Linked DNA regions of Homo sapiens: regions 2 and 3 are each linked to region 1. Evidence: read pairs that join two places in POLR2A ChIA-PET (ENCODE). Cell type or tissue: IMR-90. All regions are shown on one strand. Links, peaks and the distances in the headings refer to the core of each region. The heading gives the core; the rest is flanking DNA.

What was found. ChIA-PET counts read pairs that join two places held together with the same protein. Peaks named below come from ENCODE experiments on the same cell type or tissue, not always from the same donor. Only the 100,000 strongest peaks of a DNase experiment are listed, where the experiment ranks them.
Region 2: POLR2A ChIA-PET joins it to region 1 with 7 read pairs; 5 of 35 experiments call an interaction of 5 or more read pairs at or near these places.
Region 3: POLR2A ChIA-PET joins it to region 1 with 5 read pairs; 6 of 35 experiments call an interaction of 5 or more read pairs at or near these places.

What each region holds. Positions count from the first base shown.
Region 1 is chr15:64,335,378-64,341,001 of GRCh38, forward strand. The region is part of intron 1 of CSNK1G1 (casein kinase 1 gamma 1); the gene reads right to left. Among named protein-coding and RNA genes, the nearest start is that of CSNK1G1, 18 kb to the right of the region's middle. In IMR-90, for the core only: no CTCF peak of the experiment used is centred there; a DNase peak (open chromatin) is centred at 2,584; H3K27ac peaks cover 167 bases.
Region 2 is chr15:64,183,679-64,189,302 of GRCh38, forward strand. All of the region lies in intron 10 of CSNK1G1 (casein kinase 1 gamma 1), which reads right to left. Among named protein-coding and RNA genes, the nearest start is that of PPIB, 23 kb to the left of the region's middle. In IMR-90, for the core only: no CTCF peak of the experiment used is centred there; no DNase peak of the experiment used is centred there.
Region 3 is chr15:64,194,150-64,199,773 of GRCh38, forward strand. All of the region lies in intron 10 of CSNK1G1 (casein kinase 1 gamma 1), which reads right to left. Among named protein-coding and RNA genes, the nearest start is that of PPIB, 34 kb to the left of the region's middle. In IMR-90, for the core only: no CTCF peak of the experiment used is centred there; no DNase peak of the experiment used is centred there.

The DNA of each region.
Region 1 (5,624 bases), core at 449-5,448:
CCTGATCCTCATTTTTCTTTCAATTGTTATACTTTTCCTTAAAAAAAATAAGGGCTTTAATAACTGCACTTTGGTAACAAAGTCAGTCACCATGACTGCCTATAGAAACACAAAAAGGCAGCCTTGATGATTGTCCCAAGAAATTACTGACTTGATTTTTCCATTAACTGCCTCATCACTATCTACCTCCTAAAGAATCAGTATATTTCTTTCATGAATATTTACTTTGTGATTGATGATTTGAATTTTAAGCTTTAATAACCAACTTTAACAATTATTATTTTTTAAAAACCCTATCACAAGCTTAGTAGTAAAGAATCATTCTAATGTTGATGGAAACAATTAGAATTTCAACCTTTTCTGTTGATCAAGAAAATACTAGACTGTCATACAAGCTACATCCTCACTTGAGTTCTCTAAGGATGAAAGTCAACAAATTCTTGCTGTTGTTCCTGTATTGTCCTAGTCATTTCATTTCAAAAACCTAAGAATAAGGAGAAAATAAAATTTACCTGCAACATCCCAGTAATCTTTTTCAATGCAAGCACAAATATTTCCTGTTTGTCACTATACCCCCAGTACCTACACTAGGCCTAACACATAGTATAACAGTTGCTCAATAAATTTATGGAGCATGAATGAATAATATTCATCTTAATTCATATATCCATCTATCGATTTATGTGGCTATTTTTTACCTATCTGCCTACCAAACTATTCTATGGAACTCTATGCGACTAGGGACTGCTCTCTGACTTACGTACCTAAACCGTTCAAAGCACCATGCCCAAAACAGAGTAAACAAATGTAAAATTGAATTGACTGTTTTCAAGTAACTGAAATTTACTTGACAAATTATCTTGATTAACTAGATTCGATCTCTCTCATTTCACTCCTTATTCTATTCACAAGAAAATTACAAAGCAAAACCACAATGTCCTCAAAGTGTATAAGCCACACTCTACATACTTCCTTTCTTCCTTTCTTATTTGTTTTAAAGCCCAGGAATTCTACTGAAGTCAGCATAAATGCTACCTGCACTCAATACTTACCTATGTCACTGAACATGCTTAATTGATAAATTTAAATAATAATTTTGGCAGGTCCTGTGCTATGTGCCTATAATCCCAGCTACTCAAGAGACTGAGGTGGGAGGATCACTTTGAGCCCAGGAGTTCATGACCAGCCTGGGCAACTTAGAAAGACTCCATCTCAAACAAAAAAATAACAATAATAATTAATTTTTGATCTGAAAATGTAAGAGATTCAAAATAACTGACATAGATATAACAAACTAGAAAGCATCTATAACCAAGGAAAATATAACTTTCATTAGAGAGGAAGTTTACAGGTTAGTAACAGTTCATGGAAAACTCAGTTTTAGTCACGATTCTATGGAAAAATCATCTACTCAAGTAATATAAAAATTTTCACTAGTGAGATTTACATTACAGAAAATCCTTCACATAAACATATTTTATAAATATTCACATATGTCTTTTTAACGTATTATTTACTTTTTTCTGATTCAGAAACACATGCTTGTTATTTTGAAAAAAGCAGAACTCGGCCGGGCGCAGTGGCTCACACCTGTAATCCCAGCACTTCAGGAGGCCAAGACGGGTAAATCACCTGAGGTCAGGAGTTCAAGACCAGCCTGGCCAACATGGTGAAACCCCATCTCTACTAAAAATACAAAAATTATCCAGGCGCAGTGGCAGGCACCTGTAATCCCAGCTACTCAGGAGGCTGAGGCAGGAGAATCGCTTGAACCTGGGAGGTGGAGGTTGCTGTGAGCTGAGATCTTGCCACTGTATGCCAGCCTGGGCAACAGAGCGAGACTCCGTCTCAAACAAAACAAAACAAAAAAACAAAAGCAAGCAGAACTCATAGAAACATATGACAAAAAAATGAGAGTGAAACTTCATCACCAAAAAAGACTTCTAATAAGTTTTTCCAGTAATATACTAACATTTTTGTCTGTTTTAAGAGACAGAATCTTGCTCTGCCACCCAGGCTGAAATGCAGTCGTACCATGATAGCTCACTGCAGCCTCGAACTCCTGGGTTCAAGCTATTCTACCACTTCAGCCTCCCGAACAGCTAGGACTACAGGTACCACCATGCCTATTTTATTTTTTGTAGAATGGGTCTCATTATGTTGCCTAGGCCGGTCTCAAACTCTTAGCCTCAAGTAATCCTCCCACCTCAGCTTCCCAAAGCTCTGGGATTACAGATGTGAACCCACCTGGCTTTGTTTTTTACTGTGATAAAATATATATAATATTTATAATTTAACCTTTTGTAAATGTACAATTCAGTGGCATGAAAACACACTCACAATATTGTGTAACAGTCTCCAGTATCTATACCCAAAATATTCTCATTATCCTCAACATTAATTCTGTACCCATTAAACAATAGCTCTGCTTTTCTCTGCCCCATCAGCCCCTGATAACCTCTATTCTACTTTGTCTTTGAATTTGTCTATCCTAGGTAGCTCATAAGTGAAATCATGCAATATTTGTCCTGTGTCTGACTTATTATACTAAGCATGTTTTCAAAGTTTACCCACGTCATAGCATGTGTCAGAATTTCCTTCCTTTGTATGTATATACTACATATTGTTTATGCACTCATCTGTCAACAGGCGCTTGGTTGGCTATTATGAATGCTGTTATAAAGGTACTGTACAAACATCTGTTTCAAACCCTGTTTTTGATTCTTTTAGATATATGCCTAAGAGAGGACTGCTGGGTCTATATGGTAGTCCTATGTGTAACCTTTCGAGAAACTGCCAAGCTGTTTTCCACAATGGCTGCGGCATTTTATATTCCCACCAGCAATAAATAGAGTTCCAATTTCTCCACATCCTCACTACTTTTTTACTTTCTGTGTGTGTATTTTAATAGCTATCTTAATGGATGTGAAGTGATATTTAGTATGATAGCAAGATTAGGACTTCTATAGATGTGCAAGAACCATTTTCTAAGTAAGCATAGGCATGGGACATCTAACAACTTGATGGTTAAAAACACTTGAGCCCGGCGCGGTGGCTCACACCTGTAATCCCAGCACATTGGGAGGCCAAGACAGGCAGATCACCTGAGGTCAGGAGTTCGAGACTAGCCTGACCAACACAGAGAAACTCCCATCTCTACTAAAAATACAAAATTAGCTGGGTGTGGTGGTACATGTCTATAATCCCAGCTACGCAGGAAGCTGAGGCAGGAGAATCGCTTGAACCTAGGAGGTGCAGGTTGTGGTGAGCTGAGATCGTGCCACTGCACTCCAGCCTGGGCAACAAGAGTGAAACTCGGTCTCAAAAAAAAAAAAAAAAAAAAAAAAAAAACACTTCTGGCCGGGCGCGATAGCTTACACCTGTAATCCCAGCACTTTGGGAGGTGGAAGCTGGTGGATCACCTGAAGTTGGGAGTTCGAGACCAGCCTGACCAACATGGTGAAACCCCGTCTCTACTAAAAATACAAAATTAGCCAAGGATGGTGCTGCATGCCTGTAATCACAGCTACTTGAGAGGCTGAGGCAGAAGAATGGCTTGGACCCAGGAGGTGGAGATAGCAGTGAGCCAAGATCACGCCACTGCACTACAGCCTGGGCAACAAGAGCGAAACTCCATCTCAAAAAAAAAGTACTTCCAAGAAAAGGGGAGAGTTAAAGTGCAGGATTCTGAAGGGAAAAAGTTAAGGAGGAGAGAAAAGGGGCTACAGGAAAAGAATTAGCAGTTACAAGGGATACAGTCAAGTGAATGTAATCTCTAGTACAGTGATTCTCAAAGCATTGTCCCTAGGTCACCAGCATGAACATCATCTGCAAATCTGCTGAAAATGGAAATTTGGAGGCCCTACCCCAGATGAGCTGAATCAGAAATTCAGGGGGTGAGGACCAGCAATCTGTGTTTTTTTGTTTTTTGTTGTTATTGTTGTTGTTGTTTTGAGGTAGAGTCTCACTCTCTCGCCCAAGGGGGAGTGCAGTGGCACAATCTCCGCTCACTGCAACCTCTGCCTCCCAGGTTCAAGCGATTCTCCTGCCTCAGCCTCCCAAGTAGCTGGGATTACAGGCACCCACCACCACGCCCGGCTAATTTCTGTATTTTTAGTAGAGACAGGGATTCGCCATGTTGGCCCAGCTGGTCTCAAACTCCTGACCTCAGGTGATCCACCCGCCTCGGCCTCCCAAAGTGCTGGGATTACAGACATGAGCCCAGCCAGCAATCTGTGTTTTAACAAACCCTCCAGAAAATTCCAATACATGCTAACATTTTAGAACCACTAGTGTCTAATAAGAGAACTTTAATTATGTAATTAAGATTAAAGCAAAAGAAACAGGAGGAGCAGTAGTGCCCACTGACAACTGTCAGAGGACAAATTGCACAAGGCCTTAAATACGAATATTAAATCAAGAGGAGTGACTGACAGTTCTCAATTTCTGAGGCTCTTTTCCTCTATTAATACCACTGCCCTCAACTAGAGAATGGTCTTTTCAAACTCTCACAGAGTATTTATGAAACTTGACTATATGCTATGCCCAAGAACCACTAAGTTGCATCCATCAATTTTGATGTTGTTTTTTTAATTAACATTCAGTGTTATGCATTGGTAAACCTCTATCATTATTTCTTTTGTAACCTCAAGAGTTATTTAGATGTGTTCTTTTAAATTTCCAAACATTTTTAAAGGTCATTTTTTTAAAAAACTGAGTCCTAATTTAGTTTGCACTGTCATCGAAGGTTTGGTCTATAGAATACATATTCTTTGAATTTGTTGAGATTTTCAGGGCTACTTTGAAGGTTGTTACCTCTCGCATTACAGAAATTTTGGATTCCACAAAGTAACTATATCTGCAAATAGTAGTAACTGTATGAAACTAATTCTTTAAAACTTGAGTACAATGTTCTATATTCACCCAATAGCTCTGTCTTGTTGTGTTGTTTTAATGATTTTTTTTTCTTTAGCACATCTCTGCTGGCAGGAAGTATTGTTTTAATGTCAAAAACATCTATTCTAATATAATGGTGAATTTATAAATTTCTCCTTGTAGTTGTTATGTAGGTTTATGTATGTTGAACCTGTATTATCTGGTATAAGTAACAGAATTCTAGTATCTTCCTGGTAAACTAAACCTTTTATTGTTATATGATGTGGTAGAGACTGCAGGTGGCTTTCCCAGAATCACCACTCCCTCAGTAAAGTCCAGTTTTATTCTGGGCAGCCTAATTACCTTGCAGCAAAGGGCTAATGAAGTTGCTAGGTAGAACTTCTGTGAAACCACTTTAAGGTCATGTATGTTGGCTCATGCCTGTAATCCCAGCACTTTGGGGGGCCGAGGCCAGAGGATCACTTGAGCCCAGGAGCTCAAGACCAGACTGGGCAATATGGCAAAATCCTGTCTCTACAGATAGTTTTTTAAAAATTAGCCAGGCATGGTGGTGTGTGCCTGTGGTCTCAGCTACTTAGGAGGCTGAGGTGGGAGGATCACTTAAAGCCTGGGTAGTTGGTACTGCAGTGAGCCATGATCACACCACGGCACTCCAACCTGGGCAATAGAGTGAGGCACTGTCTCAAAAACACCACCACGTCCAGCTAATTTTTATCTTTTTTTTTTTT
Region 2 (5,624 bases), core at 448-5,447, 150 kb before region 1:
AAAGAATCTTATGAATAACAAATTACTGACATTTTAAACAATATTATCTTTATGTTTTTCTTTTTTTTTTTTTTGGAGATGGAATCTCGCTCTGTTGCCCAGGCTGCAGTGCAGTGGCGTGATCTTGGCTCACTGCAACCTCTACCTCCCGAGTTCAAGCGATTCTCCTGCCTCAGCCTCCCGAGTAGCTGGGACTACAGGTATGCACCACCACATCTGGCTAATTTTTGTATTTTTTAGTAGAAATGGGGTTTCACCATATTGGCCAGGCTGGTCTTGAACTCCTGACCCCAAGTGATCTGGCTGGTATTTTTTTTCTATTAAATTTTTAGTATAACTTTATGGCCGGGTGCAGTGGCTCACGCCTGTAATCCCAGCATTTTGGGAGGCCGAGGTGGGCGGATCACGAGGTCAGGAGATTAAGACCATCCTGACTAACACGGTGAAACTCCGTCTCTACTAAAAATACAAAAAATTAGCCGGGCATGGTGGCACACGTCTGTAGTCCCAGCTACTCGGGAGGCTGAGGCAGGAGAATGGTGTGAACCTGGGAGGCGTAGCTTGCAGTGAGCAGAGATCATGCCACTGCACTCCAGCCTGGGTGACAGAGCGAGACTTCGTCTCAAAAAATAAATAAATAAATAAATAAATTTTTAGTATAATGTCATTATAAAAGATAATAAAAAATAAGCTTCATTATAAAAAGCTTTATTTGCGGCCAGGCACGGTGGCTCGTGCCTGTAATCCTAGCACTTTGGGAGGCCGAGACAGGTGGATTGCCTGAGCTCAGCAGTTCGAGACCAGCCTGGACAACATGGTGAAACCCCGTCTCTATTAAAATACAAAAAATCAGCTGGGCGTGGTGGCGGGCGCCTGTAATCCCAGCTACTCAGGAGGCTGAGGCACAAGAATTGCTTGAACCTGGGAGGCGGACGTTGTAGTGAGCCAAGATCATGCCACTGCACCCCAGCCTGGACAACAATGCGAAACTCTGTCTCAAAAAAAAAAAAAAAAAAGATTTGCATACTTCAAATAGACATTTATTTTGCTTTAATCACTATTAAAATTAATCGCTCATTACTCTGGCTATACCAAACAAGACCAATTAATATCTTAAAGCATTACTCATGAGAAAGACTAAGATGAAGGACTGTTTTGACGTTCAGACCTGGTAATATCCCTTTTAGGAGTCTCAATAATTTGGGTTATTAGTTTCATTTCTCAAAATGTCACTGTGAGGAGAAATCAGAGCTGTGTACCAAAGGAAACAGTACTTCAACTCATGTGTCATTCTAAGTCTTATGTCCTTACTTGGTCCTGAACATTTCTAAAAGCTCCCTAAACATTTTAATTCAGACAACTTTAGAGGAATCTTTTTGAAAGGGAAAATATATTATCTTCTTGCATTTAGGCCTTCCACACATAAAAGATCTGTGGAAATACTGGAAGGATGAGAACCATGGGGGTCTGCCCATTAAATATGTTGGAACAGGAGCCTTCATGTGCCTTATCAGAGCAAACTTTTCTTGTCTTAGATTCTGCACTCCCTCCCAGGGTCATGGTGTCTGCAAGTCACCCAGGTTAGGCCAAACATGATTTTACTACATTACCTCTGGCAAGTGAGACAACTCAGAAATATGTGGACATCTGTTGTGTTAGGAAAGTATTGTTAATCTGGTTTGCAAAAGGTATGCTAAAAACAGTGTCAGCCCAAAGAGGCCAAAGTAATGAGGAGCAGCAGAGCTGAACATAGTATTAGGTAAATGGTGTAACTGCCTGTCCTCTATCTAAGTGCCAAGGAAGCTGGTAAAACTTAGTTTATAGGGAGTAGAGGAAGTTGCATGTTTCAAAAGAGTTGCCAAAGACACCTCAGTTGGATCCATTTCTAAAGGACACTTTACGAGGCCAGGCACGGTGGCTCACATCTGTAATCCCAGGACTTTGCGAGGCCAAGGCAGGTGGATCACTTGAGGTCAGGAGTTTGAGACCAGCCTGGATGACATGGCAAAAACCCATCTCTACTAAATATCCAAAAATTAGCTGGGTGTGGTGGCACGTGCCTGTAATCCCAGCTGCTCTAGAGGCTGACAGGAGAATCGCTTGAACCCGGGAAACAGCAGTTGCAGTAAGCCAAGATCGCGCTACTGCACTCCAGCCTGGATGACAGAGCCAGACTCCATCTCGAAAAAAAAAAAAAAAAAGAGAGAAAAAGAAATATGCTTATTTTGTAATTATAAAAAGACAAGGATAAACCATAATGTTAAAAAGGAAAATACCAAAGAGCTGCTCTTGCAGCTCTGTTTTGAACAAGCTGCTCTCTTCTATTGGTGTACAGATCCCAGGATCTCCTAACTTTATTATTATATTAGGGATTCCCTTTGTTTCTTTCCTGTGCTGGATCTCTGGTTTCCTGGATCCCAGATATTCCTTTCTTTTTATTTTTTTTGAGATAGAGTCTTGTTGTGTCGCCCAGGCTGGAGTGCAGGGGCGCAATCTCAGCTCACTGCAACTTCTGCCTCCCGAGTTTAAGTGATTCTCCTGCCTCAGCCTCCCAAGTAGCTGGGACTACAGGTACCCACCACCACGCCCAGCTAATTTTTTAAAATTACTTTTTAGTAGAGATGGAGTTTCACCATAGTGGCCAGGCTGGTCTTGAACTCCTGACCTTGTGATCTGCTCACCTCGGCCTCCCAAAGTGCTGGGATTACAGGCATGAGCTATTGCACACAGCTGCTACTCTCTTGTTCTATTAATTCTGATAACACACATCCTCATGTGGCTTCACAAGAAAGTGTGCCTGAGAAATAAAATTGAGTTTTTTGTTTTGTTTTGTTTTGTTTTGTTTTAAAGAGACAGGGTCTTGCTCTGTCACCCAGGCTGAAATGCAGTGGTACGATCATGGCTCACTGCAGCCTCAAACTCCTGGGCTCAAGCGATCCTCCCGCCTAAGCCTTCCTGGCAGCCAGGACTATAGGCACATAGCACCACACCTAGCCAATTTTTCTGTTTTGTGTAGAGACAATATCTTGCTATATTGCCAGGATGGTCAAGAACTCCTGGCCTCAAGTGATCCTCCTGCCTAGGCTTCTCAAAATGCTGGAATTATCGGTGTTAGCCACTGTGCCTGGCTCCTAAGAGCAATGATTTTTTTCTCTTTTTTTTTGAGACGGAATCTCAGTCCATCACCCAGGCTGGAGTGCAATGGCGTGATCTCGGCTCACTGCAACCTCTGCCTCCCAGGTTCAAGCGTTCTCCTGCCTCAGCCTCCTGAGTAGCTGGAACTATAGGCATGCGCCACCATGCCCAGCTAATTTTTGTATTTTTAGTAGAGACGGGGTTTCACCATGTTGGCCAGGATGGTCTCAATCACTTGACCTTGTGATCTGCCCACCTTGGGCTCCCAAAGTGCTGGGATTATAGGTGCGAGCCACCACGCCTGGCCATCCTAGCTAATTTTTTAACTTTCTGTAGAGATGAGCTCTCCCTTTGTTGCTCAGTCTTGTCCAATCCATCATGGTTTTTTTTGGGGGGGATGGAGCCTCATTCTGTCACCCAGGCTAGAGTATGCAGTGGCATGATCTCGGCTCACTGCAACTTCTGCCTCCCAGATTCAGGCAATCCTCCCACCTCAGCCTCCTGAGTAGCTAGGATTACAGGTATGCGCCACCGGGCCTGGCTAATTTTTTTTTTTTTGTATTTATAGTACAGATGGGGTTTCACCATGTTGGCCAGGCTAGTCTTGAACTCCTGACTTCAAGTGATCCACCTGCTTTGGCCTCCCAAAGTGCTGTGATTACAGGAGCTACCACGCCCAGCCTCAATCCATCATTTTAACCTATATGATCCTATGTGGTTTTCTATAGGGCCAAAACTGTCTTTCAAGCTGTGATTAAGATCTTTCCATGAATCACTCCTTGTAACAGCATATCCTAGATGATCAAGGCTACCAAGATGCATTTCTACATGTACAAACCTGTCTGCACCTTTATAAGAATTTATGTTTGACAGCTCTGAGTTCACTGTGTGTCCCAACTGATGGTGTCACTTACCAGTATGAGAACAATATTGAGGCTAAGATTATTAAAAACATTCACATGTAAGACAAGTTAAGAGATACCAGATGTTCTAGTACTAAACAGAAAAAAGAGATTCAGAATAGCCCAAATGAAATCAGAAATAATTTTCTTAAGATCACATTGATTCCAGGGAGAAAAAAGGAAACAGCCCAACTTCCTGGGTACCCACTCAGAAACAGATGACTTATACAAATTAACATTCTCAGCTTATGCGTTAAGGCACATATCATGGAATGAGCAACATATGCAGTCCTTTAGTCCTCTATTCAAAAAATACTTGTAAGTTTCAGGTCTTTACAATTCACAGACTTGACACTAACACAATCCTACCTTGATGTTATTTTTATGGTTTATCATGAATGCATCAAGGTGGTAGGACTAGGTTAACCAGAAATCAGTATCAGAAATCATATAGATGTTTCTTAGTCAATGACAACAGGAAGTAATCATTTTAACAAGCGACTCTTACCCAAGTCCACCTAGACAGAAAATCTACAGAGATATTCAATTAGCCCTTCCTGTAAGCTTCCTTTCTAAGGCTGCCGAAGGTTCAGAAGCAAGCCAACATTCCACCAGCCAAGCTGGAAAGGCCAGGAAAAGGCAATAAAGGCAGTAAATACCTGCACTGATCCCCCATGGCGGTCTGCAGCCAAGTGAGACGTTAGGTATGAGGTATTGGTCTGCCGGCTGGGCTGAATTTCCCACTCTCCTCGGCGCTCTGATGATACATTCTGCTTAGGCGTTAGAAAGCATGAGAGCAAGATATGGAAGGAAAGGTGAAGCAACAGCAAGCAATAACAAAATCAAGTACATTCGTGTCCCTGTAGGTTTTTCTTTCGGTTTTGGATTTTAAACTAACAACCACTGGAAAGCAGTGAGGAAAAGTAAGCTTGTCTACATTCATTTTAGCCTTAATGAGTCAATACATGAATCTATATCACACCCTCCTTACCCAGAACCAGAAAACCAATAACGACCAAAAGAGGAGGGAGGGGGAAAAAACACACAGTCAAAGCTGGGATCATCTTTTAGTTTCCATAGAGGTAAAATTTCAGTAGCCACTAAGCAGATCAAACTCAGAATGTTAAGATTGTTCGGAGTGGTGGCATACGCCTATAATCTCAGCACTTTGGGAGGCCAAGGTGGGCGGATCACGAGGTCTGGAGTTCGAGACCAGCCTGACCAACATGGTGAAAGCCTGTCTCTACTAAAATTACAAAAATGAGCTGGGCATGGTGGCGCACACCTGTGATCCCAGCTACTCGGGAGGCTGAAGCAGGAGAATTGCTTAAACCCAGGAGGTGGAGGTTGCAGTGAGCCAAGATCGCGCCACTGCACTCCAGCCTGCGCGACAGAGCAAGACTCCATCTCGAAAAAATAATAATAATAATAACAAAAAAAATAGCTACATCGTTTGCCTGGTTCTTCTAGCTAACAGCGTCTAGACTGAATTAGAAAAAGTTTACTTATTAATATGATACTATGAATTATTTTCTTCTGGAAAGCAAAAGGAGGGTCGACCTTCAACTAAAAACCTCTTTGGATTCT
Region 3 (5,624 bases), core at 448-5,447, 140 kb before region 1:
TGGCCAGGAGGAGTGTGCAATCTCTGTCTGTGCTCCTACTGGATGGCAGGCAGCATGTTAGGAAACTGCACGCAGGTCACAAGGAGGCAGATTATCTCTGCGCAAACTTAGCCCCTTCAACTAGCAAACCCTGAGCCTCGGTCAGAACTAAACAGTACTCTGTAAAAAGACAGAAACAAATAACTATATCAGCTTTTTTTTTTTTTAAGGTATTCATTTTATGAAGATAACTGACTACCTTGCCTATTTAGCAATGTGGCCTAATGTTTCCTTTAGAAAAATTATGCTCATAACAAGCTGTAGTCACTAAGCATAACAGCACAAAGCCACAATATATTTTTCTTTTTCTCTTCTTTTCTTTTCTTTTCTTTTTTTTTTTTTTTTTGAGACAGAGTTTTGCTCTTATTGCCCAGGCTGGAGTGCAGTGGTGCGATCTCGGCTCACTGCAAACTCTGACTCCTGGGTCAAGCGATTCTCCTACCTCAGCCTCCCAAGTAGCTGGGATTACAGGCATGAGCCACCATGCCCAGCTAATTTTGTATTTTTAGTAGAGACAGGGTTTCACCATGTTGGTCAGGCCGGTTTTGAACTCCTGGCCTCAGGTGATCCACCGCCTTAGCTTCCCAAAGTGCAGGTGTGAGCCACCGACCCCAGCCAGCCACAATATATTTTTCTAAGGCTTTATGTCCTTTAAATGTATTCCCTTACAGTCTAGATACAAACAAATCCAAAACACTCTTTTACTGGAGGCATATCTTCTTCAGACCTCACATGATTTGACTCTTAAATTCTGCGTTTATTTTTCCGTGTATTATAAGGTATTGAGTTAGTTTAAATATGGTTCTTTTGGAAGGATGAGAGATTACCTTTACTGATCTTTGATTCATATTTTCCTAGTCAAATTGGAGAATTTGCAAGGGAACAGTCCACCTAGTACAAAATTACAAAGAATAAATTCTTTCCCTTAAACATATGCTACGCATCTCTTTTCACATGGCGAATGAAAACAAAACAAAACAAAACACCTATGCTACACATACAAAAACACAAAAAAGAGTAAGTGACATTTTGGGGTAGGATACCATGTCTGTTACCATTTAAAAGCTTTTAATAGTCAATATGACTCTCTCCACTGTCAAAATGGGATCTGTTCCTCTAACCTGCTAGTTACTAAGTAGCCCTTCTTTTTCACATACCCACAACAAAACCCACCATAATAAAAGAGGTCAGCCAGAGAAAAAGGAGACGCTATCATAACTCCTGAACCATTGCGGTGTAATGTTTATGTAGCATTTACGTAAGGATTGTCACAAGCTTGGATTTAAAGTACTGAAAGGGCAGGAAGAGTGCTGCTGCATGCACATAGTAGTCAATGCAACAGTCTACATTTACTGTGTTGAACAAGCACACTGAATAAAACCTATGACAGTACAATATGTTGTACTCTAATATCAGATCTGTGGATACCGGCAGGACTTACTTCCTGATTGAATTTGATCAGATAATGCAAAGGACGTTTTGCCAGGTAGAAGCAAGCAGGCAGAACTATTAAGGTTTTCATCCCCTTTCTGCCGGATTGTAATACGCAGTTCTTTAGAGAGGAATCAGACCCATGGCAAGATTTACAACTTTTGGTACTGGGAAAGGACAAACACGAAGTATAAAATGATGGAAAGACTAACTCAACTGGGATCTTTCTGAATGGATCTAGCTTTTAGGAACGTTTATTCTATCCAAATTCATAGTTTAATTATAGTTCTCTAGTTAGGTAAAATTTATGTTCAAAAAAATTGTGCTTGGCCAGGCATGGTAGCTCACACTTGTAATCCCCGTTACTTGGGAGGCTGAGGCAGAAGGATCACTTGAGCCCAGGAGTTTGAGACCAGGAGGCCCTGTCTCTACAAAAAATAAATAAACATTAGTCAGGTGTGGTGGCTCACGCCCATAGTCCCAGCTGTTTGGGAGGCTGGGGTGGGAGGATTGCTTGAGCCCAGGAGGTCAAGGTTGCTGTGAGCTGTGATCACGCCACTACACTCTATCCTGAGAGGTGGAGTGAGATCCCATCTCTATTAAAAAAAAAGAAGTGCTTGGAATAAAGATAGTTTTAAAAGGCAGATCCAATATATGTGAGTTTAAATGCAGTCCTTTAGGAACCATATTTGGGATTTATTATTGTATATAGATAAACCAAACAGTACTCAATTCAATATACCTAAAATCTAAACAAGCAAAGCAAAATTTTCCCAGAATACAAGGAAAATAGGATTCTTGTTGTGATGGAAAAGAACTAATAAGATCACCTGAACTTTTTTTTTTTTTTGAGACGGGTTTCACTTTTGTCCCCCAGGCTGGAGTGCAATGGCACGATCTCGGCTCACCACAAACTCTGCCTCCCGGGTTCAAGTGATTCTTCTGCCTTAGCCTCCCAAGTAGCTGGGATTACAGGCGGGCACCACCATGCCGGGCTAATTTTGTATTTTTTAGTAGAGATGGGGTTTCTCCATGTTGGTCAGGCTGGTCTCGAACTCTCGACCTCAGGTGATCCGCCCGCCTCGGCCTCCCAAAGTGTTGAGATTACAGGCGGGAGCCACCATGCCCAGCAATCACCTGAACTTTCTTTGCTGCAAAAGACTGCTCTGTGTGTGTTTTTTTTTTTTAAACACCCCTCCCCTTGAGCAGACAATCCAGCCCTACTCTAGCTGCCAAACAGAGGCAAAATGGCTCTTTGTGGAAACAAAAACGAGTAGGAAGAAAAGCTTAAAATTTATTTTTCAATAAAGGTTAAATAAAAATCTATGCTATAAAAAAATATCTATTTACATCTGCACCCTTCATTTGGCAGATTCATTCATTCACTCATTCATTCAAACAAGTATGCATCAAGTGCCCACTATTCTAAACATTGGTTTGGGTGTTAGGGTTAATTAAAGCAGTGAACAAAACAACAAAAACCTCTGCTCTTACAAGGCTCCAATTTGAGAATGCTGACACCCTAAATAGGTTAAATGTCCTATGGCCAAAGTTTTGGGATAAGATAAAACCAAGGTCTGAGCTCTTCTTTCTCCTTCTACTGTAAGTATGAGACTAAACAGTTTGTTGAGCCCTAGGCTCAGATTTCCCAGAATAAGGAGACTCTTTAGGCATTATCATCAATGTCATCTCTATGCCTTGACTCCCAAATATCTCTCTAGTTGTCTCTGGAGAACCATCCTCTGCCTGCTAGACCTCTTCAGGTGGAATACATTGCTAGTATTTCAAACTCAAGATGCCTAAATTCAAATTCCAAACAAGTTCCTCCCCCAACTTTGCCATCTCTAGTAATAGTACCACATGCCTCCTAATTATCCAGGCTCAAGATCTCTGCAACAGCTTTGACTCTTCCTTCTCCCTTAATCCTGACATTCATGTGGGCTGCCAATTCTGGTAGATTATATCACTGTAGCATTGTTCAATTCTGTTTCATTTGCCCTACTATAACCCATCTAGACTCCCTCTACATCTCAAGGGAATTCACTGCCTGCTTAATGATTTCCATGTTTGCTGCCAGACTAGTACCACATTCTGTGCCAAAAGATTTCAAAAGCAGAGTTTTAATCATATCACTCCTTTGCTTAAAAATCTTTAGTCCCTATTCCTACTTAAAATAAGCACCAACTCGCCAGCCCAGCATTCCAGGAGCTTCACCAAATGGTTTCAACCTACTTTCCTAGCCTTGTCTCCTAGGACTCCTTTACTCGCATCATATATTTTAGAAAACTGAACTAGATAAAACATTTGTTGTTGATCATATATTCTTCTGCTTGGAATGCCTCTTCCATCTCATTTAATTCTGCTAAAAGCATGTCAAATGCAGCTTCTCTCATCAAATTATTTGTCTTGCTCAGACTAGATGAAATTTCTTCTTCCAAACCCAGATGATAATAATTTGCAACTTGGGATGCTTATCTGTTCTGCCTTGTGTTATAGTTATCTGTCCATTTGGCTTATCTACTTGTCAGCTCTTTGAGGACAAGGACTCCCTACTTGGTATCCACAGGATATACTTTTTTTTTTTTTTTTTTTTTTTTGAAACAAAGTCTCTGCTGCCCCGGCTGGAGTGCAGTGGCACAGTCTCATGTGCACTGGCTCACTGCACAACCTCCGCCTCCCAGGTTCAAGCAATTCTCCTGCCTCAGCCTCCCAAGTAACTGAGATTACAGGCGCCCACCACCACACCCAGCTAATTTTTGTATTTTTAGTAGAGATGGGGTTTCACCATGTTGGCCAGGCTGGTCTCGAACTCCTGGCCTCAAGTTATCCACCCGCCTCAGCCTTCCAAAGTGCTGGGATTACACGTGTGAGCCACCTTCCCTGGCCCACAGGATACAGTTTCACATAGCAGGTCCTCAGCTCAGATTTACTGAGTCAAAGTTGCTGATGAAAGGTTAGCTGTTCCTAAAGTCAATACCTGTCAATCTCGCTCAAGGAGAAACTGTATTTTTCTTTTGCTAATTTCAAAACTTGAAAGGAATTAGTCTAGAAAATCATCTTGTTTTCAATTCTTAGAGTAATAAGAGAGAGATTTGGCTGCAAATTTTCTTAAAAAAAAAAAAAGGGCATAAGAAAACAATCCTAAAGATAGAAGAAATGTAATATTAACATAGACCAAAGGTTGAACAGACACTAGAAATCCATTACCCAGAGTGCATAGTGCAGAAAGAATTTTACCCAGCAAGGATTCAGAATCCTGGTGGGAAGGCGTTATAACATTTACATCAACGTGAAGGAATTCCAATCTCTTAGCAGCCACAGGATACTAAAAACTCTAAAATTAAAAAAATAGGGCCAGGCATAGTGGCTCCCAGCATTTTGGGAGGCAGAGGTGGGCAGATTGCTTGAACCCAGGAATTTGAGAACAGCCTGAGAAACACAGTGAAACTGTCTCTACAGAAAATACGAAAAAAAAAAAAAAATTAGCTGGGCGTGGTGGCGTGTGCCTGTAGTCCCAGCTACTCAGGAGGCTAAGGTGGAAGGATCACTTTAGCCCAGGAAGTTGAGGCTGCAGTGAGCTGTGATTGTGCCACTGTGCTCCAGCCTGGGCAACAGAGTGAAATCTTTTCTCAAAAAAAAAAAAAAAAAAAAAAGAAAAAGAAAAGAAAAAGAGAAAAAAATATATATCAAAGAGAGATATTCAAGATTCAACTTTTCAAAAATAAGCATAGTAGTTAAATACAGATGAGATTTTCCTAAATAATTATATACTGTGGTCAGAGACTTTTCATTTAAAAGTACATTGAAATTCACTACTCAGTTTTTACCCTGACAACCGAAGTTTTCAATCATCTCTTTTCCTCATACTTTAAAAATCCATGCAAAACCACAGCATTGGTTATAAATTCACTGAAGCAGGAAAGTAAAGGAAACACATATTTTAAGATAGTCTAGGACGGGCGCGGTGGCTCATGCCTGTAATCCCAGCATTTTGGGAGGCCGAGGCGGGCGGATTGCCTGAGCTCAGGAGTTCGCAACCAGCCTGGGAGACAGTGAAACCCTGTCTCTACTAAAATACAAAACATTATGCAGGTGTGGTGGCGTGCGCCTGCAGTCCCAGCTACTCGGGAGGCTGAGGCAGGAGAGTTGCTCGA